Regions from separate parts of the Homo sapiens genome. Here all the other regions are linked to region 1. A link is an interaction called in ENCODE POLR2A ChIA-PET data of the cell type or tissue named here. Cell type or tissue: MCF 10A. All regions are shown on one strand.

Region 1 (5,000 bases):
CTCTCTGTCTGGACTATAAGCTCCATGAGATTGGAGGCTCTGAATGCTTTTTCTCACCATTGTGTCTCCAGCATTTAACACAGTAGTTCCTATACAGCAAGCACAAATATTTGTTCAATGAATGAATGAATGGACCTAATGAACACAGGCTTATTATGCTTAAAGGATAATCTGTTTTGTTTTCTTCAGTTATCTCAAACCAAACTCATCAACAAGCAAAACATTATTTACATCTAGCATGTTTTTATGAATGAAAAGCCAGAGCGAGTTGTGTCTCACTTCTGCATGAGTAAGCTATTAAAATAAGCATACATGCTTGCATCCAAAAATTTCACTTTTATTCCCAAGATAGTTCGTCCTAAAGATGGAGCAAATAAATGCTCTGTTTGCTTGGGAAATTATAAACTGCAGTCCAAAAGAAGGTTCAGAAATGCAGTTTAATAAACACTAAATAAAAACGTTGGTGAAGTAATGGTTCACAAACATCATTTGAATGACTCAAATGCAATGCAAATGGGAAAAGACCTTAGCTAAAAACATCACATCAGAAGTAGAAAACTATCACTCTGATTCAGAAACATTAAGACAAGAAAGCATTTGTGCAAGCAATTGTTATTGCTAAATGCAGAGCTAAATGGAAGTTTAAGAAAGTTCTCTGATAAAATACATCTGTCACTAATTACTCTTACATTTAAAAACCTAAATTGCTTTGGATAAATAATTTGATGCCAAAAGGTCCATAATGCATTATTCAACGCAAATCGAATAATACGCTTTCATCATCATCTAGTTGAAGTCTTACTGAAGTTACTTTCCTAATACTTAAGTGGCATAATTTGTACAATGATTACTGAAGGCTTCCCCCAAAATAAATATCTCACATCAGAGTAAGTTGAATGGTCGGTAAATCACATTACTTAAGTAAATATGAAACAAGCTATTACTGTGCACCCCTACTATGCAAGCCCTGGCAAAGAATTACAAACACAAAAATCTTACAGCTAGAAGAGAGACATCTAGTGTGTGTTGGAGAACTTTATATATTGTGCTTCAGGCATAATTAATACAGCAAAATCACTGCAGTCGTTTTGCATACTGTGGTGGGAGATTTTTGACAAATATCTTTCACCCTCAATTCATTTCAAAATTTCTTCCCGGCTGTGTGACATTTTTGCCTAATTAGATACCTTCTTCTTAACATAAGCCTAACCCAATGAAGTTTTCTCCGTGATGCAAAGTTTTAAAGTTTCATGGTCACCTTTGCAACCTAATTAGTAAACATTTAACCTACTGTCATCATAACCACTGCTCACAATTCTTTCCATTCAGGCAGCAGCAGGACTCCCGAGTCAAACTGTTGCAGTCAGTGTTTTAGTTTCCTGAATATCAGCCCCTCGTAGTAAGCCAAATGCCACACAAATACAAACACGAGGAATAAATCGGCACACTGCCCATTATCCAGGAGACAAACGGATCCACTGCTATTTTAAATTCACCAAGTAGGCTATTAGTTGCCACAGATTCCCATATATGTAGGTGAATTCCTTGATGCAGAATCAGGTTTAATGAATCATTCTACAGCATCAGCCTCAGCCTTTTAAAATCCTTTATTTTCTCCTTTTCCACATTAAAAACACATTTGAGATATACACAGAAAATGTTTCTCTAAAAAAACGCACACATACACACAAAACAGGAGGTCTCTTAAGGAGTCTACTGCTGAGAAGGTAAAAGCATTTTGCTCATTTTTAATTTGCTAAAACAATCCAAGCATGCTTGGTACCCAGAGGGTATTCTCAAATAAACTTGTATCTCTAGCTGCCAGCTTAGTTGATTGAAAACAGAAGGCAAACGTTTCTTAAAGAATATGTTAAACTGTTATGTCTCCCAGTACCACTCAGGATACACACACACACACACAGACACACACACGCACACATACCGCATAGTCAAGGATTTGCTTGAAAGCAGCCAGTTCTATTATCTAAAAGGTAATACATTTGTACCAAATTACTCCTGCCTACTGCGGTGCACCTTTTAGCGAAGAAGCCAGTGCCACTGGGATCCTGGACAGTTCTGGTGTGCCATTCTCCACGTACAAAGCCAACGGCCCCATTTGCGACTTTGCTAACTTAGTTGGCTTCCGCCCAGCCGAACCCCGAAGCACAGTCACTGAAAACGTTTTGATACCAGAAAATCATTTCCACGACAGTGCAAGTGTTCGAAAGCACAAAGGCAGACTGTCTACCCGCGACAGTTCGCAAGTTGCGGTGGCGGGGCGGCTGTGCGGAGCGCGCGTGCAGGTAAGGGATTCCTGCACCCAGGTCTGCTTTCCTCTTCCTGGATGTTTTGGGGCTCGACCTCACTTTTAACGCGAATTCACCATTACGCGCCCCCCACCCCGTTCTTTTTCCAGGAGGCGCGGACTGTTTTCCAGCCAGGTCCCTCTTGGGGGCGGGAGAGGAAGCACACTTCACATTCAATAAAGAAGGGTGGCGGGAGTGGGTAGGGGGGCGGCGGCAGTTGGGGGGGCGGAGGAGGAAAGAGGTCAGAAAGGAGCCAAACTGAATCCCTCCCGCCCACCTCTGCGCCCCGAGCGCTGGTTCAGACGGCGGAGGCCAGAGGCGGCCGGGAAACTGTCCCTTTAAGGGAACCTAGGCCGCCAGGAGGGGAGGGAAGGATGCGGGCTCCTGACTTGGCGCTGACCGCAGCGCCGGGAAGAGGCGAGCGCAGCAAAGCCACAGCCATTACCTGCAGCGCTCGCATCCTTCCCCCGTCCCAGCGCCGCCCCCACCCCCTCCCCGCCTCCCAAGGAGACTTCTAATCCGGAGCATGTGCTGTGCCCTTTATCCGGGGAGGAGGTGGGGAGGAAGAGGAATAAGAGCTTTTTAAAAATAAATGAAACGTTTGCATCCAAAAGGGGGAGGAGGGCTGGAGATGGGAGGGAGTGGGAGGGGGCTTTAAAGGCGCCTGGGTGGGCGGAGGCGGCGAATCTGGACCAGCCCGGCCGGCGACGAAGAGCGCCGGGCACCGGCCGCGGCCCACAAAGGGGAGCGGCGTGGTCCGGCCCGGGCAAAAGGGGGAAGGAAAAACCGCCCCGGGCCCCAGTCCGCTCGGCCGCCACAATGGCGTCTTTCACGGGGCGTCCGGGGGCGCCGCCGAGGCTGCCTGCGAGAAGGGGGCGGCGGGGCCCCTACCCCCGGCAGGAGCGCAGCCCCGGGCGCCGCCGCCCCCTGCGCGCCCCGCAGAGATGTGCGCTTGGCTCTGGGCGCCCCCGCGGCGCTGGGCGCTCTCGGCGGGGCCGGTTTGCGGGCGCGGAGCTTTGCGCCGGGGAAGAAAGGGACGCGCGGGGCTCGGGGGAGGAGGGAGGGGCTCGGGGAGGGCGGGGGAGAGCCGCGGCGGAGCGGCCGCGGGGAGGCTGGCGCGCGGAGCGGCGGGCGGGCGGCTCTGGCACGGGCTCCCAGAGCCACGGCGGCTCCTCTCCGAGATCCGGAACCCGGCCCAGAGATCCGGAAACCCGGCCCCCGGCCGCGGCCCCTGCTGGCCGCACCCGCTCCTCCTGCCCGCTCTGCTCCGCCCTGCTCTCGCCAGCTCCCACTGGAGGAAGAAAGCCGAGAACCGGGAGCGGCAGCCCCGGAGGAGGCGGCGGCCCCTGCCCCGCCGCGGGTCCAAGCGGATTCCTAGTCGCCCGCCGCGGCGGGCGGCGTGTGTGCGAGTGTGCCGCGCTCTCGCCCCATGCCTGGCACATGCGTAAAAGCGAGTTGCGCCCAAAGTCCCAGCCATACCCTCCTTAGCAAATAATAACAAACCCAAACCGTCAGATCTTACCTGAAACATTGAAGCACAAAGTCTCTCTCCAAGTCCCCTTTTCCTTTTCCTCTCCCCCCTTTTCCGATTTCTCTCCCAGCGATCTGCTCGGCTCGCCACACCAGAGAGAAATGCAATAGCTTGGCTAAGGTAGACAGAACAAAATACAGAGAAGAGTTGCTCCAGGGCTTTGAAACCCCTCAAGGCAAGGATCAGGATACAATTAGCTCATGCCTCTACCTCTAGTCTAAATCAATCTCCAAAATAAAACTTAAATCAAATTAACCGATCACAGGGCAAACAATTGATCTCCTTCAAAAATAAAGCTCTACATATACGTATAGAGAAATATACACATAGGAAATTTTTTTCCAGATTTTTTTTTGGTGGAAAAACAGTCTCATTCCAGCCTCTAACTTGCTTTTTACCCTCCTCTTGCACAGAAAAGCTGATTTTAATCGTTGTGATTAGTTTTGATGTAACGTTTCCGCGGGCGATTTCTGCAAATGGATGGAGTGTTTCTTTGCCAAAAGAGGGAAAAGCAGCAGATGATGATAATTATAAGGATTGTTGGTTGTTTCTTTTTATTTGTGTCTAGGGCTCTCTCTTCACTTTCTCAAGTTGACCTGACATTGCTGTTACACTAAGGTCGCACAACTTGTTGAGGATCATCGCCCTGTCTGATAAAAGGATAGGTGATAATTTGGCAATAGAGCAGCACATTTTTGGTTCCTTTGGCGACATAACGTCCCAAATGACGTGGATAAAAATAAGCACATGCAGTCTGCTTTGCCCCAATCAAGTCTGAATCAGCGCCTGAGGGTGATACACAAACTCATTTCAAATGTTCAACCATGCAGAATTGTAGAAAGATTGAAGGAGTGACACCGCATTTTTTTTAATGGCAAAATTAAAAGAAAACAAAACCCACATTTGGTGTAGCCAAGGACCTACCATTCAGTTTTATTTGATCAACCTTCTGAACACACCTCACCTCCTCCTCCCTTCTCTTTGCTATTCTCCACCTGGTATCTTTTATAGGGGGGGTTGTATAATTCCATTATTTGACGGAAGTGCTCAACAGAGCTCGACAGGCTAACATAAATACATTTCCCCAGATTGTTACTCTGGTTCTGACCTCCCCCACTCCTCATCAGTTCTTCCTCTCTAGGTCTTTGTTCAGGGAGATTGTG
Region 2 (5,000 bases), 110 kb after region 1:
CTCAGCCTCCTGAGTAGCTGTGACTGCAGGCACCTGCCACTATGCCTGGCTAATTTATTTTTGTATTTTTAGTAGAGAAGGTGTTTCACCGTTTTAGCCAGGATAGTCTCGATCTCCTGACCTCGTGTTCTGCCTGCTTCGGGCTCCGAAAGTGCTGGGACTATAGGTGTGAGCCAGCGTGCCCGGCCAGAGATGACTTTTTATGTGCCTTGGCATCTCCCTCAAAGTATTTAGTAAAAGTTTTCTTGTTTTCGTTTTTGTTTTTTTTTTTTTTGCATACAGTAAATGCCATTAAATATTTTTTGAAAGAATGAATAAAGGTATATTTTTATTGATGTTTTCAAAAAATGACTTGAATTCATGCCTTCTGATATTTGGCATGTCTGATTCTGCTATGTTCACATAGTTAAAAGGTTCATGCTTATTTCTTCTTGATGAATAAAGAAAAATTATTTCCACAAAACATTATAGGTTGTTTTGTTTGTTTGTTTTTTAGGAACTTGGAGAATGAGTAGTTCTACTTGTTTGCAGGCTTAATGAAGAACCAAATTGGATATAGTTTAGAAAGTGGGGTGAAATATATTTGACCTACAGATTCTGGGTCCTGATTATTTTCTGACTGCCTTTGCCCACATTTTTCATGCCACTCACCTAAAATGATGATGCATTTGTGGTATTGACAAATCTTTTCTTTTGGCTGCTGAGTTCTGTGTTAAGAAAGACATATATCAATCACTAATTAGTAAGTCCTAGTCAAATGGTGGGCGGGGGAGGGAATCCATGAAAATGTAAATACAAAAACAACAAGCCATATTATACTTAACAATTAGTTTGCTTTTTCCTGACCTCCTCCACTTTTTGGTACATCTTTTTTTAGACACAGGAGGCGAGAGGAAGTTCAGATTGGAGGCAGCCTTCCCACTTTTCTTTAGAGGAAGTCATCTTTGTCTTTATCTTTCCTTCCTTTACAGCACAAAAAGTTTTCAAAAGATAGAGCTGACTTCCCTGAATGGCTTCCCCATTCCTATTCCACTGTGGTAGCATTTTTGGGTCTGGACTCTGGACTTTGAATTTATAGCTGTCTTGTGTTCTCACTCTGGCAGAAAGACATCCTCTCCCTCAGGCACCTTGCCTCTTAACTCACTGCTTTGAACTACAGCCATATGGGTATGTGATCAATCTGTCTTCCTCAAGAAATCCAAAGAGCGCAGGCAGGGGAATCCATCTGGACCCTATGTAGCTCTCAGAGAGGTGGGAGAGAGCCCATCAGGTCTGAGCCGGCAGTAAATTGCCCGCAGGTGTAGCCAGGGACCCTTCTTCGTCTAGATGGCTTGAGATACACCATCCTGAACCTTGGCCCCTGGCCACATTCTTTCCTGATGGGTAGAGGAGGGTAAAGTTAATACTCACAGGAGTATTGTATTTCCAGTTCTTAACTGTGCTGCCTGCAAGCATGGCACAAGAACTACATGGGCAAACAAACTACTGAATTTCAGCAAGGCAGTTTAGCAAATTCTTTTATAAATTTGAAGGAACCTGTGGATTGGATGATTCTGCGTTGTGGCAGCATTGTCAACTGATGGACCCACCAGTTCCTGAATCCTGCTGACTAATGGATCATTGTCAACTTGCTGGAGCTTTGAGGAAGGTCTGTATTTAATCTGTACTGTTCAATGTTTGTTATCAGTAACTTGGATGAGATTATTCATGACACACTGATCACCTTTGTTGATTTTGTGAAGCTGGATGAGCTTCCCAAAGCTATTGAATGACTGAATACAAATCCAGAACTATTAGAACAATGAGTGAAATCTTACAAGACAGACTTCAGCAAGGATAAATGTAAGGTCCTACACTTGGATTTAACACACACACCCCTTAGTACTATTTGTTCTTGTCCCCCAGACAAGGGAGGATTGGATTTTGAGCACTGCACTTGTGTAGAAGGCAGGATGGTATTGTCTTGGGGGAGATGCTTAGCCAAAAGCTGACCATGCCATTCAACAAAATAATATCCAAAGAGGTTAGGGAGGCAGAGAGCATCTGGCTACAAAGCCAGCCAGATAGGGATCTGTTGACAGAGAGGTCTTGGAGAGGGTGGGGGAGGTAGGTTGTAGGCAGAGCCTGGGGCAGTTCCTGTGCTGATGGTTGCTGTACTGTTTTTTATCTGTTGTGATGGCCTTAGGCTTGGGTGGAGAGGGAACAGTGAAAGGCATCAGCCAGGTGTGGACAAGCATAAATACAGAAAGGGGAAACTATGTCTAGGAGTAGCATGCAGAAAAAAAGGCTCAGGGACTTGAATTGAAAACATGATGTGAGTCAGTATTAAAATGCGCTTGCCAAAATAGCTCATTTGATCTCTGGCTGCACTGGTAGATGTCTATAGAATTTGTAATGAGTCTTGGTCTGATATGACCCAGTGTACAGAGTCCAGTACTGGGCACTACATTTCATGAGGATCATTGGCACACCAGAAGGTAGCCAGAAGAGAGGCTTCTTTCATTCATTAAGTCGCCAAATATTTGATGAACACCTACTAAGTGTCAGATACTTTCCTAGACACTGGAGACTTAGTCACAAACAGGAGAGACCAGGTCCCTGTTCCTAGTAACCATCTGTTCTAGTGGACAGAGAGGTAGCAAAGTTGTACATAACTAAATAAGATCATTATACATAGGAATAAGTCTTACGAAAAATAAAGTAGGATGATGTGCTGGGACTTAATGGTGCGGGGTTGGGTATAATTTACTTATTTAGAGTGATCAAGGAAAGCCTCCCAGAAGAGCTGGGATCTGAAGAATGAGTAAGAGGTAAGCATAGAAAGACCCAGGAAAATAATTGTACAGGTAGAAGGAACAGCCAGTGCCAAGGCCCTGCAGAGGGAAAAGCTTAGAAAATAGAAAGGGGGCCAGTGTGTCTTGGAAGCAGTGAGCAGTATGACAGCAGGACAGCAAGTCTAGGTCAGAAATGCAAGGTAGGGTTGGCTGGTGCCAAGGACTCTAGTGAGGTGGTGCAAAATGATCCCATTTATTTTATATTATTACACAATCAGGTACACAGCACTTAACTGTGTGCCAAGCACTGTTCCAAGTCCTTCGCAAATATTAACTCATCCATCACCATGAAAATGATGGTGGTAAGCATGTTCTCACTCATAGGTGGGAACTGAACAATGAGGACACTTGGACACAGGGCGGGGAACATCACACACTGGGGCCTGTCGTGGGGTGGGGGAAGGGGGTAGGGGGTAGGGGGGAGGGATAGCGTTAGGAGATATACCTAATGTAAATGACGAGTTAATGGGTGCAGCACACCAACATGGCACATGTATACATATGTAACAAACCTGCACATTGTGCACATGTACCCTAGAACTTAAAGTATAATAATAATAAAAAAAAGAAAATGATGGTGGTAACTCATAACCAAATTACATTTTATAGCTAAAAATCTTAAAATTTTAATTTTTATTTCACAATTATTATTTCATTAGAAACATAAAATTCAGACTAAAAGGGCTTTTTAACATAGTGACTTTACCTACTTTGAATGCAAAGCACAGAAAATATGAAATAATTTGTCCAAGGGTCAAACCCCATGTATTTTCACTCTTGATGTCATTTGTTGTTTGAGCAATAAAGAAGGAACAGAGAATGTTTAACCCAGAGAAGATGTATCTTTGAGGTAATATATCTCTCTGATATTTCTGCATCATAGAGTTACAACACCATGACCATGTTTCAGAATTTGATGGGCTGTGCACAGTGGCCTCTAACACCTGACCAGAGACCCTGTGAGTCCTCTTTTCACACTGGTTGGGGTCAAATATTTGCTGAATTATTGTTTTTTTAGTTGTTGCTGTTCTTTTGTTTTGTGAAAACCTCAACGTATTAGAGAAATGCTTAAAATCTTTCCAATTTGTGGTTTTGATCCTTAAATTAGGGAGCGAGGAAGGAGTGCAGCATATACAACCATGATGCTGCTCTCATTTATTTATTAAATTAACACATATTTCATTGAGTACCTCTTCTGGGTAAGACTGTGCTTGGTGCTAGGTATAGAGAGATGAATGAAACAGATATGGTTCTTGCCCTTACACAGCTTACACTCTATGGGGAGGGACAGACAACAAACAAGATAAAAGCACGTATCTATGTAATTTCAAATCTTATTAAATGCTAAGGAAGCAATGAAATGTGTTTTTGTTATCTATTGTGCATTATAATTCCCACTGAAATTTAGCAGCTTAAAACAACCACGGTCATTTATTTTGCTCACATATCTGCCATTTGGACAGGGCTCAGTGGGAATAGCTTATCTCTGCTCCACACAGCACCAGCTGAGGTGCTTGAAGGATCCACTTCCAAGGTGGCTCACTGATGTATTTAACACTGGTTGTCATCTGGAAGCTCAGCTGGGGTTGTGGCTGGGGGCCTCCTTTCCTCTCTACCGTAGCCTTTCTGTGGGACTGCTTGGGCTTCCTCATAGCATGGTGGCTAAGTTCCAAGAAACTGTCAGTCTTTTTAAGTCCTAGGCCCAGAAATGGAAACAGTCACTTCTGCCATAGTTTGTTGGTCAAGTATGACCACAGAGCCCACCTAGATCCAAGGACATCTAGCCCAAGAGTGGTCATAAGCCAACTCTTGATGAGAAGAATGTAAAACAAAAAGTGTGGCCATCTTTGATCTATCATAAGCTGTTATTTCATAAGTTTCCATCTTTAAGTCTACTGCCCGAGATAGAGTTTATTTTTGCCTGCAGATTTTCCCTATAATTATAAGGTGTTGACATTGGCTTATAGGTGCTGGTTTAGCTGTGAGTTTAAGGTATGACCAGTTCATGAAGATTGTTATTAACAGATTATCATGTTTCTCTGTTGATTATATATTTTATTTAAAAAATATCTTTATTAAATAAGAATTAAAGAGCAGGATACAGACTGAATCCCAACCCTTTGACTATCTTATCAGAAGATTGGAAGCACCTGGTTAGTTTTTATC
Region 3 (5,000 bases), 91 kb after region 1:
AGTTCTTCCTCTGTTCTGTCTGAAATGGTTAATTGCTATGTTATATATGATACCATAACATTTTGCACATACCTTTATTGTAAAAGTGATTACATTCTGTTAGAGCTGGTTATTTGCATTAATCTTGCTAGACTGTGAGCTGCTTGAAGGTAGGGGCTTGTTTAAATCATATTTATATTCACAGGGCCCAGCACATAGTAGGTGCTCAAATCGGTGAAGGAAGAAATTGACTAATAAGTCAAGAACAGCCTGGGATTTTGGCACGTGTTTTCCGGTGTCTCTGCTGGCCCCTCAGGTCGAGGAAAGTGAGAATGTACAAGTGGAGAGACCTACTGGTGCTGCCAGAAGCCACCCTCCACAGATGCTAAACTTCTTTGAAGTCTCATTTTCATTTTAAAAAGTAATGTAGATTTTGCATTCTACTCCATAACACATCCGTGTTTGTTTTAATACAAAAATTATGTTTCAGATGACTTAGACAAATTACTTAATTCCTTTCCCTTCATTCCACCCATCTTCAATTTGAGAAAAATGGTCACCCCGGGAGATAAACCATGTTTATCTGATGAATGTGTATACCACCTGGCACTCTGGTTGACACCCACTAAAAAGCCAAAGACTAGGGAGACACAGTGGGATGGGGGTGAGATGGGTGTATGACAGAGAACAAGGAAGCAGGCACTGGGCAGCGAAAGCTCTCAGGTGGCTGATGAAGCTGCCAAAGAGGACAGGAAGGGCTCAGGCACTGTTTACCTTGGAGAGGGCTGGGTGAGCCTATGAGCTGGTGTCGTGGGGTCAGTGTGACTTCAGCATAACTGGTAGAGCACTGTGTATCTTCTCCGTTTTCTTATGGGGGGAGGGGAAGTAGGGTTAGAAAATAAAGGAAGGGAGAAAACAAAGGAATAAAGACCATGTAGGAGGGCCCTTGGGAGACTTTGAAGCATAGGGTATTTTGGTTGTAGAGTCTTCGGAGACTGTCAGGGCTGAATTTCTTAGAGCTTAAGTCTTGCTGCCTAGGGCAATGGAAAATGGCTGTAGAGTCCCAGAAATGTGTGGGTAGTTGAAAACAATGAGGAAAAGACAGCCTTTGGCAGTGATATGGAGAATCTACTGGAGAAGAAAGTTGTAATGATCCAGATACAGGAGTAACCAGGGAGAAGCTCTACAGCTGCAGATCCAGGGAACATCAGAGGGACAGGGCAACTCCTAAGTCCTTTTACTGCAGGACTTGTCTCTCCCAGCACAAGCTCTAAGCATTTCTCTTCACTCATTAACATCGCCTGGCTTACGATGTCTACTTCCAAAAGGAATGTGCTTCTCTTTATTCAGGAGACATTTACATGCTGTAATTCACTTAAGATTTTTGGCTCTAACTGCTTTGTTCCTGCAAATCAAGGAATAGCATTAACACATCAGCTTATCATCAGATAGCTTGGGATGACCCCTTCAGAAAGAAAAAGAAAATTTTAAATCATTGTTTCCAGAAAGGGCAATTAGAACACCATATATTTTTTCCTCTGAAAATCTGGCACAAGGAATTTGATGTTACCTAATATTCTCGATGGCTTTTCAGAAGGTAACATTTTACCCACGTAAGGCATCCATGCAAACTGCCTAGGTCACAATTGAAAAGAAATCAATGTAGTCCAGAAAGAAACCACAATATGAGGAAGAATGAGCATTAAACTGAAATTTGGAACCCATCATGTGACGTCTGCTGGCAGATGTGGCTCACGCTGTTCGATGTGATTCTGACACTCTCCGTGGTAGGGCTGGTTAGAACTTAAAGTATTTTATGGGTCATGAGACATTTTGGCTCTGTCTGCAAAGCTGCCCTAAGGAATTGTGTTTTTATGCCTTAACTGTTCTTTCCAAAGCTCACTTTTCACTAAGAGTGGGCAACCAGAGAGGTCTTTGTCCAAATACATTACATAATCCCTCCAGGAAATGCCGTGACAGTGTATAGTTGATGAAATGGAAGCCCTGGTACAGTGACCTTTCTCCCAGATATCCTAGGACATACTTTATGCTTCACTAGGCAAACATCCCTTCTTCCAAACTGGATTCAGTTCTAAAGATTTCTTTCCTTGCTGGGGGCCAGGAGACACAATAGGGTGCAAAAGTGTGAAGATTTTTTTCTTTTAATAAAATTATCTAATATTTCTACAAACTGGAAGTGCACACGCATTGCATGGTTAAATAGAGTTGTGCCAAAAAATAATAACCTAGTCCTTGCCCCGAGGAGGTAACGGTATGAATGATGCAATTCAAGGAGAAAGGAAAAGGCAGCTTATATTGTCAGTATCTTCCCATCATGTTGCTGTATTTTGATTGTTGTTTTTTGTTGGTATACTATAAGAAGGATAGGTAGGGCTGTTCTCTGAAAATTACTTTTATTTTATTTTATTTTCCCTGGATGTTCACTGTGTTATACTTGTTAACCTACTTCTTTTTTGTGAGAGGCATATAAAATGCACGATCTGATTCATGCAACATTTATTTAAGCATGTTAACTTTGTGTGTATTTACTTATGAAGCCTCAGGGCTGATGAGCAACACGGGGGCGGGGCGGGGCACGGTGCGGGGGGGGCGGGGGGGCAACTTCTTGCTTCTGGGGACTGTTACTTTAAGAGTAATTATCCTGCCAGTAATGATGACAATGACTGTAACATGAATGCTTACTTTGAAATGGCAATGGAATCTGTGTGTCCTTGAAATTTTTAATTCCTGTAAGAGTCATCCAAAATAGATAAAATTAAGAGCCTGGTTGTAGTTGTTTATCTGTGGCTAATTAGTGAACTATATTCTCTCCTAAGCAGAAAAAAAGACAAGCTGTCTCTAGGATACTAAAAGGTCAGAAAGTTCTAAGCCAATTTTCCTCATACTTGGGCAATGCACCTGCTCTTTTAGAGGATAAAAATGATTGCAGCTCTACAATATTGACAAATTATTTTGTTACAATATGACTCAAATTTATATAGATGATTCATGTGCAATGAAAAATAAGGGATATTTTAACAAATAATTGAGTGCAGGATTGCTTATATGCTCATTAGATAAAAACTGCTTGACTATGCTCTTGAAATCTTTTGTATGTTTTTATTACTTTTTGTTGGCTTGATCTACCAACTATGCAGAGAGGTACATGTATTAGTTTTTTGGGGCTCCTGTAAAAATTCCCACAAATTTGGTGGTTTAAAACAACAGAAATTTATTCTCTAACAGTTCTGTACGACAAGAGTCTGGAATCAAGGTGATGGCAGGGCTACGCTCCCTCTGAACAAGATTCTCTAGGGGAGATTTTTTTCTTCCCTCTTCCAATTTCTGGTGGTTCCAGGCGTTCCTTGGCTCATAACTCCAGTCATTTCCTTCATCTTCATACGGCTTCTCCTCTGTGTCTGTGCCTTGTCTTCTGTCTCTTATAAAAACACTTGTCATTAGATTTAGGGCCCACCCAAACAATCTAGGATAATACCATCTGGAGATCCTTAATTGAATCATGTCTGCAAAGGCTCTTTTTCCAAATAAGAAAAAACAACAACAACAACAAAAAACCACTTAGAGGATTTAGACATATCTTTTGAGGAGCGGTAACTATTCAACCCACCACAATGTATTCTAACTTTCTACTATGCCTGGTAGTGTGCCTCATACCTTGGCCAATTTTTATTTTATATACTTTGGGAGACATGTTATTAGGCACCTGTAGGTTCAGGATTTTTTTCCCCTGATTAATTTCTCATTATGTGATGACCTCCTTTATTCCTCCCAAATATTTTTTTGTTTGTTTTATTGCTTTAAGATCTAGTTGTCAAGGAGGGAGAGGATCAGGAAAAATAACTAATGGGTACTAGGATTAATACCTGGGTGATGAAATAATCTAGACAACAAACCCCCATGACACAAGTTTACCTATGTAATGTACCTGCACATGTACCCTTGAACTTAAAGTAAAAGTTAAATAATGTCTGATATGAATATAGTTTTTCCAGCTTTCTCTGGGTTGCTATTGTGTGTAGTATTTTCTATCATTTTATTTTGAAATTTTGTAATTGATTGTCTTTAGAGGTGTATTTTACACTTGGTCTTAGCCAAAAGGCTGAGAAGCAATTAGAGTTGTTTTCTGAAAACAGCTTGTAGTTGGACTAAAATCTTTTAATAACTTATTCAAAAGTAGAGAATACAGTATAGTGAACCCACATATACCCATTACCCAGATTAATCAATTACCAGGACTTAACGACATTTACTTCTCTTAGCCCTTTAAAAATATTCCTTTTCTTTTTGTTTTGTTTCCCTTGCAGAACTATTTTAAAGCATGTCCCAAACATGATATTTTACCCTATGCAGTTTGTACTTATCTCTAAATAATACGTTTTCTTTCTTGTATAACAAAATACCATTATCACGTCCAGCAAAATAAGAATCCTTTGGTATCATGTAATAATACCCAACATATAATTTAATTCCTCCAATTTTCTTGTGCTTTCTTATGGTTGGTCTTTTTTTTTTTTTTCTTTTTTGAGATGGAGTCTGGCTCTTTCTCCCAGTCTGGAGTGCAATGGCATCATCTCGGCTCACTGCAACCTCTGCCTCCTGGATTCAAGTGATTCTCCTGCTTCAGCCTTCTGAGTATCTGGGACTACAGGCATGCACCACCATGCCTGACTAATTTTTGTATTTTTAGTAGAGACGGGGTTTCACTGTGTTAGCCAGGCTGGTCTTGAACTCCTGACCTCAGGTGATCTGCCTGCCTCAACCTCTCAAAATTCTGGGATTACAGGCGTTAGCCACCACCTGTGCCCGGCCCTATTATGGTTGGTAATTTAAATCAAGAGCTAAACAAGGTCAATGTATTTAATTTGTTATACTTCTTCAATCTCTTTTAGTATAGAGCAGTTCCCCCTTTTTTTTCTTTCATGCTATTGACTTGTTTCAGAAGCAAGTTAGTTTCTTGTAGGTCACTCCATATTTTGCATTTCGGAAGTCTGTGTTTTCCT
Region 4 (5,000 bases), 68 kb after region 1:
TCTCTGGGGCTCTGTTTCTTCTCCCCAGTAAGAGCATCTATTAATCAGTGTTTTCCAAATTGCTCTGTGAGAAGACCTAGGTTTTGTCAGATAATTCTGTGGCAGCTGGGGATGGGGATGGAGGCAGGTGGATGGGGCTCTGGAGCCCCAGACTCTCCTTTAAAACAGTTTTGCTTTTCCTGTTCTATACTTTAGCACTCACTCAGTGGTGTTATTTGCAAAATGAGATATCCTACTAAAAAATATTGAAAACCCACTGGACTTGTTTGTCTCTTACATTTCTTTTTCACTTTAAAATTTGGAGCCCTGCATCCCTAGGCTTTCCCTGCTCCCCAGGGTCCTTTCTTTGTGCTGGGGGAGGTGAGTTGTCAAAATGAGGCTGTGGACCACCAAGCCTTAGCTCAGTGTCACTGTGAGAGCCCATTTCTCTAATTCAGGACCTGCCACAAATACAGAGAGGCTCAACCCACGGAAGGGGAGCTGAGGAGCCTGCCAGCTCTCATTACAAGTTTCAAGCATTCTGATGACCTTATTTAGGAATAGGTGAGTCTCTTCATCTGGCCGTTAAGTCCCATGAACCCAGAAACTTGTCACTCTTTTAGGATTTCGTAAAAGAAATGGCTGCATGTCTCACAAAAGAGGCCTCCAGAGTGGTATGAGCAGGCTATTTTTTTGCTTAAAATATATTGCCTGATAGCCTGAAGGCCGGCTCAGGAAGAGGGCTGGGGAGGCAGGGCAACACCCTGTAACTGGCTGCTTAGTGTTTATGCTGATGAAGTGACCATCTGCATCAAATAATTATAAGCGGTCTCCCCTGACTGATCTCCATGTGCTGACACAGACTGAGAGGAGGCATCCCCTTTACGGCCGCTGCAGCCCGGGGCGGGAGGCTGAGGAGGAGATCATGTGTACTCCTCCACTTCAAGGCACACAACCTGCTGAGTGGACAGGTGCTGGCAGTGTGATGTCCATGGGCAATGAAGCCTGCCTGTCCTCCGAGCTGACATCTATATCTCCATCGATCTGGATTTCAAAACTGACACAACATAAGGAATGTCACTCTCTATTACTCCATATTCACATTCATCTCCATTGCATTGGAAGTCCTCTGAGGAAATATCTTGATCACAACTGCCCTCTTCTTTCAGCTGAACAGGATAAGCCACTGCAGTGGGGCAGTGGTGTGTGTTATCAACCTTCTGGTTTTGTCTCCTGGTTGTGGGTGCTGTCCAGCATTTGCTAGAATGGTGAAATGATTGCAAATTGTTTTTAGGGTTTCATAATTCTGGCCAAGTCCAGTTTTTCCTTTGTTAGTGAAATAGAGTTGGCATTTAGATCTGATATTTGGATGCGTTTGTGCATGGCAAGTTTCATTTGTTAACTTTCAGAATAATTAATGTCACTTTGGAACCTGGATACCAGCACAGTGCAAGTATAACTCAGCTCTGCCCATGCAACTCACTCTTGTCTCAGGTGTTCTGACTTTGGCTCCCTGACAATTCTTTCTCTGGCACTTTCTCCAGTCCTGAGAAAACCTCTGGCAGGGCAACTGCAGGCCTGACTGGGCAGACATCATCCGGTGAGTGTTCGTGGTGCAATTTTGTACAACTAGAAGCAGAGAACCCACTTCTATTTGCTGAGAGGAGCTAAGAAAATCTTTTGAGATTTTGAATTTGTGTTTTGTGACTGAGAGATGATGTCAAATGTACTTCCATTTGTGTTTTAAGGCAGAATTTTAGAAGGTCACTGCAGGGGAGGGGTTTTCTTATGTACTGGATGGCAGTTTCATTGCTTTTAAATAAAAACACGTATAGGTATATTTAATGTTCCTTTAAAAAACAAAATAAGAAAGAAAACCTTTTATTTATATCTATTTATTATCTATCTATCTATCTGTCTCCCTATCTATCAATCAGTCATCTATCTAGCTACCTCTATCATCTATAAGTCATTCTAAAAATCCAGCACTAATATACTTTGGCGTTCTTCGTAAATACACTTCAGGACTTTTCTGGGAAGAGTGAGAGACCTCAAATAGGACATATGCAGACTAGATACATTTATTAATGAAAGAGTTAAATTCTTAATGAGAAATTTCATGTTTGACTTCCAACTCAGTCGAAATAATACACTGGCTTTAATTATAGGCCTTTTATTTGCTTTCCATTTGTGCAGCTCCTTTATGTCATTATTTGAAACTAAGCTCTGAGAGTTACAAGAAGGTGGACTAAGCACACACAGTGTTCCCCTGTTCCAGGTCATTAGAAATGATAGAAACACACACATACGTGTGCATACATACATATACATATATGCACACACATGTTCATACATATATATACACATGTATGTATTCAGAGACTAGACTAGGAATCTTCCCATGGACCATAAACTGTGAGGAATCCTAGCAAGGAAAAACAGATAGAATCAGATTGAAGAAGAAGCTCCAGAGATGCTCAGAGAAGGTACTCTTTGTTGGAGGTGGAGGTGGAGGACTCTTGAAGCAGGGGAGATTTGGAGGCAACTAACATGCCATATGCCCATCTGGTGGTAGATGATGGTTCCAGAAGGGAAACCCGGGCCTTTCCTCTCTAATGGCCATATTTCTACCACAGCTTCTAGAATAGGCACAGGAAACTAGCAGGGTCTACACAGCACAAAGTGAGTAGAAATTTGGCTGCATCTTATCAATTTGAGCACTGTACTTTAGTAAAGTGTGTAATCCAGGATTAATTACAATAGTTTCTTTTTCTTTGTTTAATTTCGTATTTTTTGCTTTAAGAAATTAACTTTTCTGAGGTGTAATTTATATGGAAGAAAATGGACCAATTTTAAGTGGACAATTCAATAAGTCACTTAATTGTAATGTAAGTGTACAATTCTGACAAATGTATACAGTGTGTAACCACTGCTGCAATCATGATAGAGACATGGTTCCTCCAGAAGTTAAACATAGAGTTATGCAATCTGGTAATTTCCTTTCCCTGGGGGTGTACCCAAGACAAAAACATGTTCACACAAAAACGTCTACGTAAATGTCTACAGCAGCAAAATTTATCGCCCCAAAAAGTTCTCTTGTGCTGCTTTATAGGCATTCCTCTCCTCCTACCTCTTACCCATGACCATCACTGATTTGCCTTTTGTCAGTAGAGTTTTGACTTTTCTAGAGTTTTATTTACACAGAATCACACAGCGTGTGGTCCTTTGTAATTGCTTTCTCTTGTCTGGCTTCCTTTTTTTAGATTCATCCATATTGTTGTGTGTATCATTGGTTTGTTCCTTTTTATTTCTAGGTAGTGGTCCGTTATATGAACATACTGAGGTTTGTTTATCTGGTCAACAGTTGATGAGTATTTAGATTGTTTCTAGTTTTTGGTTCACATGAAGGTTTTGAATGTTAAATCTTGCATTCCTGGGATGAATGCTATAAACATTTGAGTACAAAACTTTGTGAAAACATTTAGTTTCATTTCTTTTGGATAAATACCTGAAAGGGATTACTGAGTCATATGGTATATGCATTCTTTAAAACAATTTTTTTAACTGTTTTCCAGTGTGGCTCTACCATTTCGTATTTCTGCCAGCAATGTATGATGGATGGTTCTAGTTCTTCCACTTCCCTTGTCATCATCCTAGTCAGCATAGTCTTTTAAATTTTAGCCATTCTATGAGTGTGGCATGGTATCTCATGGTTTTCATATATATTTCCTTAAAGGCTAATGATGGTAAGCATGTTTTCCTGTGTTAATTTGCCAGTTATAGATCTTCTTTAGTGAAGTGTTTATTCTAATTTTTTGTCATTTTTCTTCTCGTTAATTTTTTTTTTTTTTTTTTTTTTTTTAAGAGAGACAATGTCTCACTCTGTCACTCAGGCTGGAGTGCAGTGGTGTGATCACAGCTCACTGCAGCCTTGAACTCCTGGGCTCAAGCGATCCTCCGACCTCAGGCTCCTGAGTAGCTGGGACTACAGGCGTGCACAACCATGCTTGACTAATTTCTTAATTTTTTGTAGAGAAAGAGTCTCACTTTGTTTCCCAGGCTGGTCTCAAATTCCTGGCCTCCTCCCGCCTCAGCCTCCTAAAGCGCTGGGATTACAGGTGTGAACCCAACCCTGTTCTGTTTTTAAGTTGGCCTGTCTTTTAATTATTGAGTTTTGTTTTTGACATATATTTCACAAGCATTTTCTCCCAGTCCGTGAGAAAAATAAATCCACCTTGTTCCCGATCTTAGGGTGAAAGTACTTAGTCTTTCACCATTAAGGATAGTATTTGCTGTAGGCTTTTTGTAGCTGCTCTTTATCCAGTTGAGGAAGTTTCCTTCTATTTCTAGTTTGCTGAGAGCTTTTATCATAAATGAATGTTGACTTATGTCAAATTCTCTTTCTGAATCTATTGAGATGAACTTGTGGTTGTTCTTTTTGCATTTATTAACATGATGATTACATCAATTGGTTTTTAATGTTAAATCTTGCATTCCCGGGATGAATTTTACTTGGTTATAAGGTGTTATCCCTTTTATGTATTGATGGATTTGATTTTCTCTAACTTTGTTAACATGTTTAATGTTTATATTTATTAAGAAAATTGGTTGTAATTTTCTCTGATAATATCTTGTGTGGTTTTTGTATTAAGGTAATGTTGATGTCATAACATGAAATAGGAAGCATTCTCTTCTATTCTTCTGGAGAAATTGAGTGTAGAATTTGTATTATTTAATTCTTAGATGTTTGGAATAATTCATCAGTGAATTCTTTATGTGAAGTTTTCTGGAGTTTTCTTCATATAAAAGTTTTAAACTATGAATTAAATTTACTTAATAATTTAATTTGATTCTTTATTGTGAAGGGGCCATTCAGATTATTGATTTCTTCTTGAATGAGGTTTGCATCTCAAGGAATTTTTTCATTCCATCTAAGTTATCAAATTTATTGGCATGAAATTCATAATATTCCCCTATTATCTTTTCAATAGCTGTAGAATGTGTAGTGATGGCCTATCTTT
Region 5 (5,000 bases), 100 kb after region 1:
TATGCCAAGTGGCATCCATGTTTCTCATTGGCCACAGAAGGTACCCTCACAGATCAACAAATACTTACCTTCTTTTCCTGTAGAAAGGATGCAGCATGATTTCTTGTGGTCCTGTTTAGTTCTGAAACCATCTAACAACATTTCAGGGATGAATTTAGGGTGTTTTCTGTGGGGGGTGGAAAGCAGGACTAGAATTTTTTCATCTCAAATGCAGGTAACTTTTAGCTACATGTGTGGCAGATTGAATTGTTCAAATAAACCCCATGCAGTTCTTCAAGTTTCTGAGTCTGTGCTTCCCTTTCTTCTTTGCAGTGGTCCCTTGTGGGGATACTAGCATGTTTAACTGTTGTTATAAGCTGAATTCTGTCCTCTGAAATTCATAAATTGAAGTCCTAACCCCCAGTAACTCAGAGTGTGACCGTATTTGGAAATAGTCTTTAAAGAGGTAATTAAATTAAAATGAGGTCATTATGGTGGGACCTAATCCAATATAATATAACCTCCTCATAAGAAGAGGAGGTTAGGACATAGATATACACAGAGCAGAGGCCACGTGAGGCCACAGTGAGAAGGCGGCCATCTGTAAGCCCAGGAGAGAGGCCTCAGAAGAAACCAGCCCTGCTGCCACCTTGATCTCAGACTTCTATCCTCCAAAAATGTCAGAAAATAAATTTCTGTTGTTCAAGCCACCCAGTCTGTGGAATTTGTTATGGTAGTCCTAGCAAACCAATACAAGTGTGGATTTTTCATATACATTTGTTACTTTCACAACCAGATTCTTCATTGTTTTCATTCGTTTTGTAGCCAAACTTGATCCCACCTGAGTTCCCTGTCAATGCTCTCATAAAATTGCTATTTGGGGCAGAACATAAAAAGTTGAAAGAAGTCTTAAAGTCAAATAAATCTTGGCTTCCAACCCTTCCTTACTACTGCAAATGGCTACAGGGTTTAGGATAAATTTAAGAAGGACCTGACACTAGTCTGCATTCAATTAGCAAAACGACATGAGACAGAGGGAATGTCCTGCTCTGTTTTGCTGGATGACTCTGGTATAGTTAAGGATGCCCATGAAAACCAATCTGATGGTTCAGATCTGGGCAAGCACCACTTAGCTGTTCTCTCTAACTGTAGATTGCACCCCAGTCTTTGTAGCTGTTTATAGAAAAAATTAGTACGGCAAGTCAATGTATTTCATTGCCACTGCTGGAAATCTGAAAGAAAATGACTCACTGGGGCAGTATCTTTGACCTTCTACCAAGTGTAATACTTCTGATTATTGTTAGTTAATTTAATGGGAACCATAAACAGGTTCTCTTTCTTCTTCCTCAATGGACTCTATCGTGTACTTTAGAAACATGCCAAAAATGTATAATCACATGTTTTAAGAATATATATTTTGCTTTCTTTCAATACTTAAGTATAGAAAAATAAGAAAATAGCTTCCTTTTTTTCATCAAACATTAAGCAATATTTCACATTTTAGATTATTAAGTTTACATAAATAGTGTTATGTGTTCACTACTGAAATTCTTATGCATAGACAAAAGTCTACTTTTTGCCTTTTCCCCCCAACTTCCTGGCTCCTCTTAAACTTCAATGAAAAAGTATCTCTTCCTATCCTTGATCAAACAGCTTAATCTTCCCCTGCCTACGATTTTCAATTATACTGGCTTTGAAAGGTCTGAGGACATTGCATTAAAGACACTGCAAACAGTCTAGCATTATTGTAAGCTGGGCAGCCTCAAATCCCACATGAAGTCTAGATCTCAATTTATCATAACCCCTGGGCATGTCTACATTTTCTATAAACAAATTGGAATTATTTCCCCTTTTGATCTGGATATGCTAAAAAATAAATATCTGATTTTGGGATAAAAGCTTTTTTGTTTTTTTTTTTTTTTAAGTTAGGGGAGCCTGTTCCTGGTAAAAAGGAGGGGTGGGGAGCCCACCAGCCCTTGTGCAAGTTTCCCATCTCTCTCTCCTTAGCTGACAGAAGCACTATAGAGATTTAACCCCAGGCCTCTTTTCAGTTTAATTCCCATGGACATCTCCCATTATGGCAAAGGCAGCTGATAGGAAATCAGAGATGAAGCAATATTAAGTGTTACCCAGGGGACCTCTCATTTGGAGTTGAGAATGAATCACCTTTAGCCTCTCTCCTCCATCTCCGACACCTGCCAAGTATTGCCTGGGCTGTCAGTAGCTGTGTCTGGCGCCTGTGCAGGGTGGGAGCTTTGTAAGCATTTCTGCTCCTTCTCCTTAGTTCCAAAGCTTGTTTATGTTTCATTACCTTTTTCTTCCAAGGTGAACATGAGCTGTTAGGCAGTGCTCATGAAGCAATTGTTTGGCTTATATACCAAAATTTTCTCACATTCTTGCAGGACTGATTTTCTTCATGCCAAGCACAAAAAATGCTGTTCAATACACTTTCTCCTTTTCTCCTTGTGTAGTAAAGGAAGGATTCTTGGATATTTATCCAAAGTTTTGTCACACTGAAAAGAGAAGACTGCATTGAGGTGATGCTCCAAAAGGAGCAGCTTTGATGCAAAAGAAGCAAAACCCTTTTGTTTCTTGGGCTTATACGAAGGTACTTCCTTTAGATCAGAGTCGGGATGCATACACACTACAAAAACTGGAATGAAAAAGGCAAACCATTTTTACTCAACAGAATTCTCTGTACAGGTCAAGGAAATGCCAAACTTAACAGATGTCTTAGACTGTGCCCTGCAGGTCAATAAATTAGAGTTTTGTTGAACCAGGAAGAGGAAGGAATTCCAGGACTTCAGGTCCCCAAATGGAAATGCCCCTTAGGACAAGTCTAAACTAGGCAAATAGCACTGGAGCTCCTCCAAGTCAGTTGGCTCAGTCTCGTGTAACTCATTTCTGGCCCCCCTGAAGCTGTTTGTTCAACTGTGCCTTCTACAACGCTACAGTGTCAAAGAGAGTTAATCATTAGCAAGTGTGAATAATGTCAGTGTAACGCAGCATGATTGCAGTTCAGTCTGTTTTGACAAAATTCTAAGCATTTGTCAGAGTTTACCAAAAAACAAAAAACAACATGACCACAGAATGTTAAAATAGCATGAAGTTTGGGGAGCAGTTAATTCACTTTCTAGCATTTTACATCACCATTCTCATCGTTTTCCCAGAGGAGAGTGTTGGGTGAGGCCCTCCAGGTGATGCAGTATTACTGACTGGCCTGGTATGGTCTGATTCAGTTCAAGTCAGCTTAATGCAGCTCACCTCCAGAGATCCAGGCTTTGGAGAATGATCTAAAGGTTTAGGTGTAGGGTCCTTAACCTCCCCATTTTCCTTCTCCTTTGTCAGAGCCACCTACTGCCATAGAATTAATATGGACCCATCTGTGATGCAGAGCCTGTTAGGCCTCCTGCTTGTCCCCTGGGCTGGGGATCATAATGAGTCCAAGCCCTCCCTTTTGACTGGAACTGCAGGGGCCCTGGTCCTGGAACTCTGAGGTTGAGAATGGGATGTAAAGCTATATTCCAGCAAGCACTGAAGGATGAGTTTTTCTTGGGCTCATCTGAGTTCTGGATGAAATGAGAGTGATCATCCTAAAATAGAATCAAGAATTCCAGCAGGCACCCAAAATGGCTGTCCAGTTTTAGAGTCATGGCTTGAGGAGGCACTCAGCTAAGTCCTGCCAACAGTAGCTGAGTCCCAGGCCCTGGAATGCCTCTGAAAACCCTTCACATGTTATAACTATGATAATTAGGATGCTCTTCCAAGAAGGTGCACAGACAGACTTCATTTTTCCTGGGATCAGAGCCTCTCAGATATGCCCTTCTTCAGTTCACACACCGCTATTCATTTGCCTTGCTGCTTAACCCAGAAAGTCAGGACACGCTGGATAAGTCACCAAATCACACACCCTAAGATCTCCAATTATCCTTCTCTACTCTCTTCCTGTTGCCATAGGCTTAGTTTGGTCCTAGTAATTTCTCTCTTAGATTCCTTTTAGTTAGGCTTTATGACCCTCAAATTCAGTCAAGATGTTGCCAGAGTCCCCTCTTTAAAATGCAGAATTGCTCCAAGCACTCCCTTGCATGTTCAGCATGCCCCTTTCTGGTGGAAAAAGCCCAGCCCTTGGATACAGCCATCACTTCCTAATTGGGGGTTTACTTTCAGCCCCATTTCTGTTCTCTTGGGTGTTACAGCACAGAGAAGGGCTTCATGTGTCATGGACTTTCACACCTCTTGGCTCCTTCAAGCTGTTCCCTGTACCTGGGATACCCTCTGCTCATGGCCACCTTGAACATTCCATTTAGGAATTGTCATTAGGAAGCTGCTCGTTTACTCCCATTCTCCCTATCCTCTCCCCTACCCACCACCTTGAACTAAATGGCCCTCTTTTGTACTCCCTTAAGTCCTGGTCTATTGCATATTAAAGGATTTGATTCAAAATGTCTTGCTTGGCTAGATGGCAAAAGGAAATGATCCTAAATTGGTAGTTCTCAACCTTGCCGCACTTGGCAATTGCCTGGACATCTGGTCATCTGGTGAAAGGAAACTGACTCAGTGGAAGAGGAACAAGTCTGGGAGCCTTCTCGGGAGAACACCATGGGTCCTGCTCCCTAAGGTTCTGACCTACATGGTGTGGGGTATGGCAGGACATCAGGATTTAAAACCGTTCATGAGGTGATTCCAATGTGCATTAAGTTTGCGATCCTCAATTTTAACTGAACCCACCTTACTAAGGATAAGCAGGTTCATTTGGTGTTATAGACACACTGGTGTTGTCTTTCTGACATGCTTTGTAAGTTCTTCTGCTTTCTATTTCTCAATCAAAAGCTTTCTAATTTTTCAAATACAGGCACCAAATACAGTAGAGAATTGGGCCAAACATGGAAGAAGCTCTTGATTCTGGCCTCACTGTAGAATCATTACCTAAGAAACAAAAAATATGGATGCCTGGACTTGACTCTAGAGCTTAAAGAGCACATCAACTTCTCTGCATTACTCTGGATGGCAGCCTTCACAAG

Evidence for each region. ChIA-PET counts read pairs that join two places held together with the same protein. Peaks named below come from ENCODE experiments on the same cell type or tissue, not always from the same donor. Only the 100,000 strongest peaks of a DNase experiment are listed, where the experiment ranks them.
Region 2: POLR2A ChIA-PET joins it to region 1 with 26 read pairs; 5 of 35 experiments call an interaction of 5 or more read pairs at or near these places.
Region 3: POLR2A ChIA-PET joins it to region 1 with 17 read pairs; 4 of 35 experiments call an interaction of 5 or more read pairs at or near these places.
Region 4: POLR2A ChIA-PET joins it to region 1 with 14 read pairs; 3 of 35 experiments call an interaction of 5 or more read pairs at or near these places.
Region 5: POLR2A ChIA-PET joins it to region 1 with 28 read pairs; 4 of 35 experiments call an interaction of 5 or more read pairs at or near these places.

What each region holds. Positions count from the first base shown.
Region 1 is chr18:26,653,532-26,658,531 of GRCh38, forward strand. LOC102725227 (a long non-coding RNA gene) reads left to right here and starts at 2,200. Exons shown (of 3, transcript XR_935311.4): 1 at 2,200-2,303. It also overlaps a transcript of KCTD1 not described here. RefSeq lists silencers at 3,396-3,635, 3,646-3,835. In MCF 10A, CTCF peaks have their summits at 2,461 and 3,582 (motif pointing left); DNase peaks (open chromatin) are centred at 2,700 and 3,600.
Region 2 is chr18:26,762,684-26,767,683 of GRCh38, forward strand. No RefSeq gene overlaps it. Among named protein-coding and RNA genes, the nearest start is that of PCAT18, 62 kb to the left of the region's middle. In MCF 10A, no CTCF peak of the experiment used is centred here; no DNase peak of the experiment used is centred here.
Region 3 is chr18:26,744,742-26,749,741 of GRCh38, forward strand. The region is part of intron 1 of LOC124904272 (a long non-coding RNA gene); the gene reads right to left. Among named protein-coding and RNA genes, the nearest start is that of PCAT18, 44 kb to the left of the region's middle. In MCF 10A, no CTCF peak of the experiment used is centred here; DNase peaks (open chromatin) are centred at 1,950 and 2,250.
Region 4 is chr18:26,721,209-26,726,208 of GRCh38, forward strand. No RefSeq gene overlaps it. Among named protein-coding and RNA genes, the nearest start is that of PCAT18, 20 kb to the left of the region's middle. RefSeq lists enhancers at 345-846, 847-1,346. In MCF 10A, no CTCF peak of the experiment used is centred here; a DNase peak (open chromatin) is centred at 2,993.
Region 5 is chr18:26,754,632-26,759,631 of GRCh38, forward strand. No RefSeq gene overlaps it. Among named protein-coding and RNA genes, the nearest start is that of PCAT18, 53 kb to the left of the region's middle. In MCF 10A, no CTCF peak of the experiment used is centred here; a DNase peak (open chromatin) is centred at 2,150.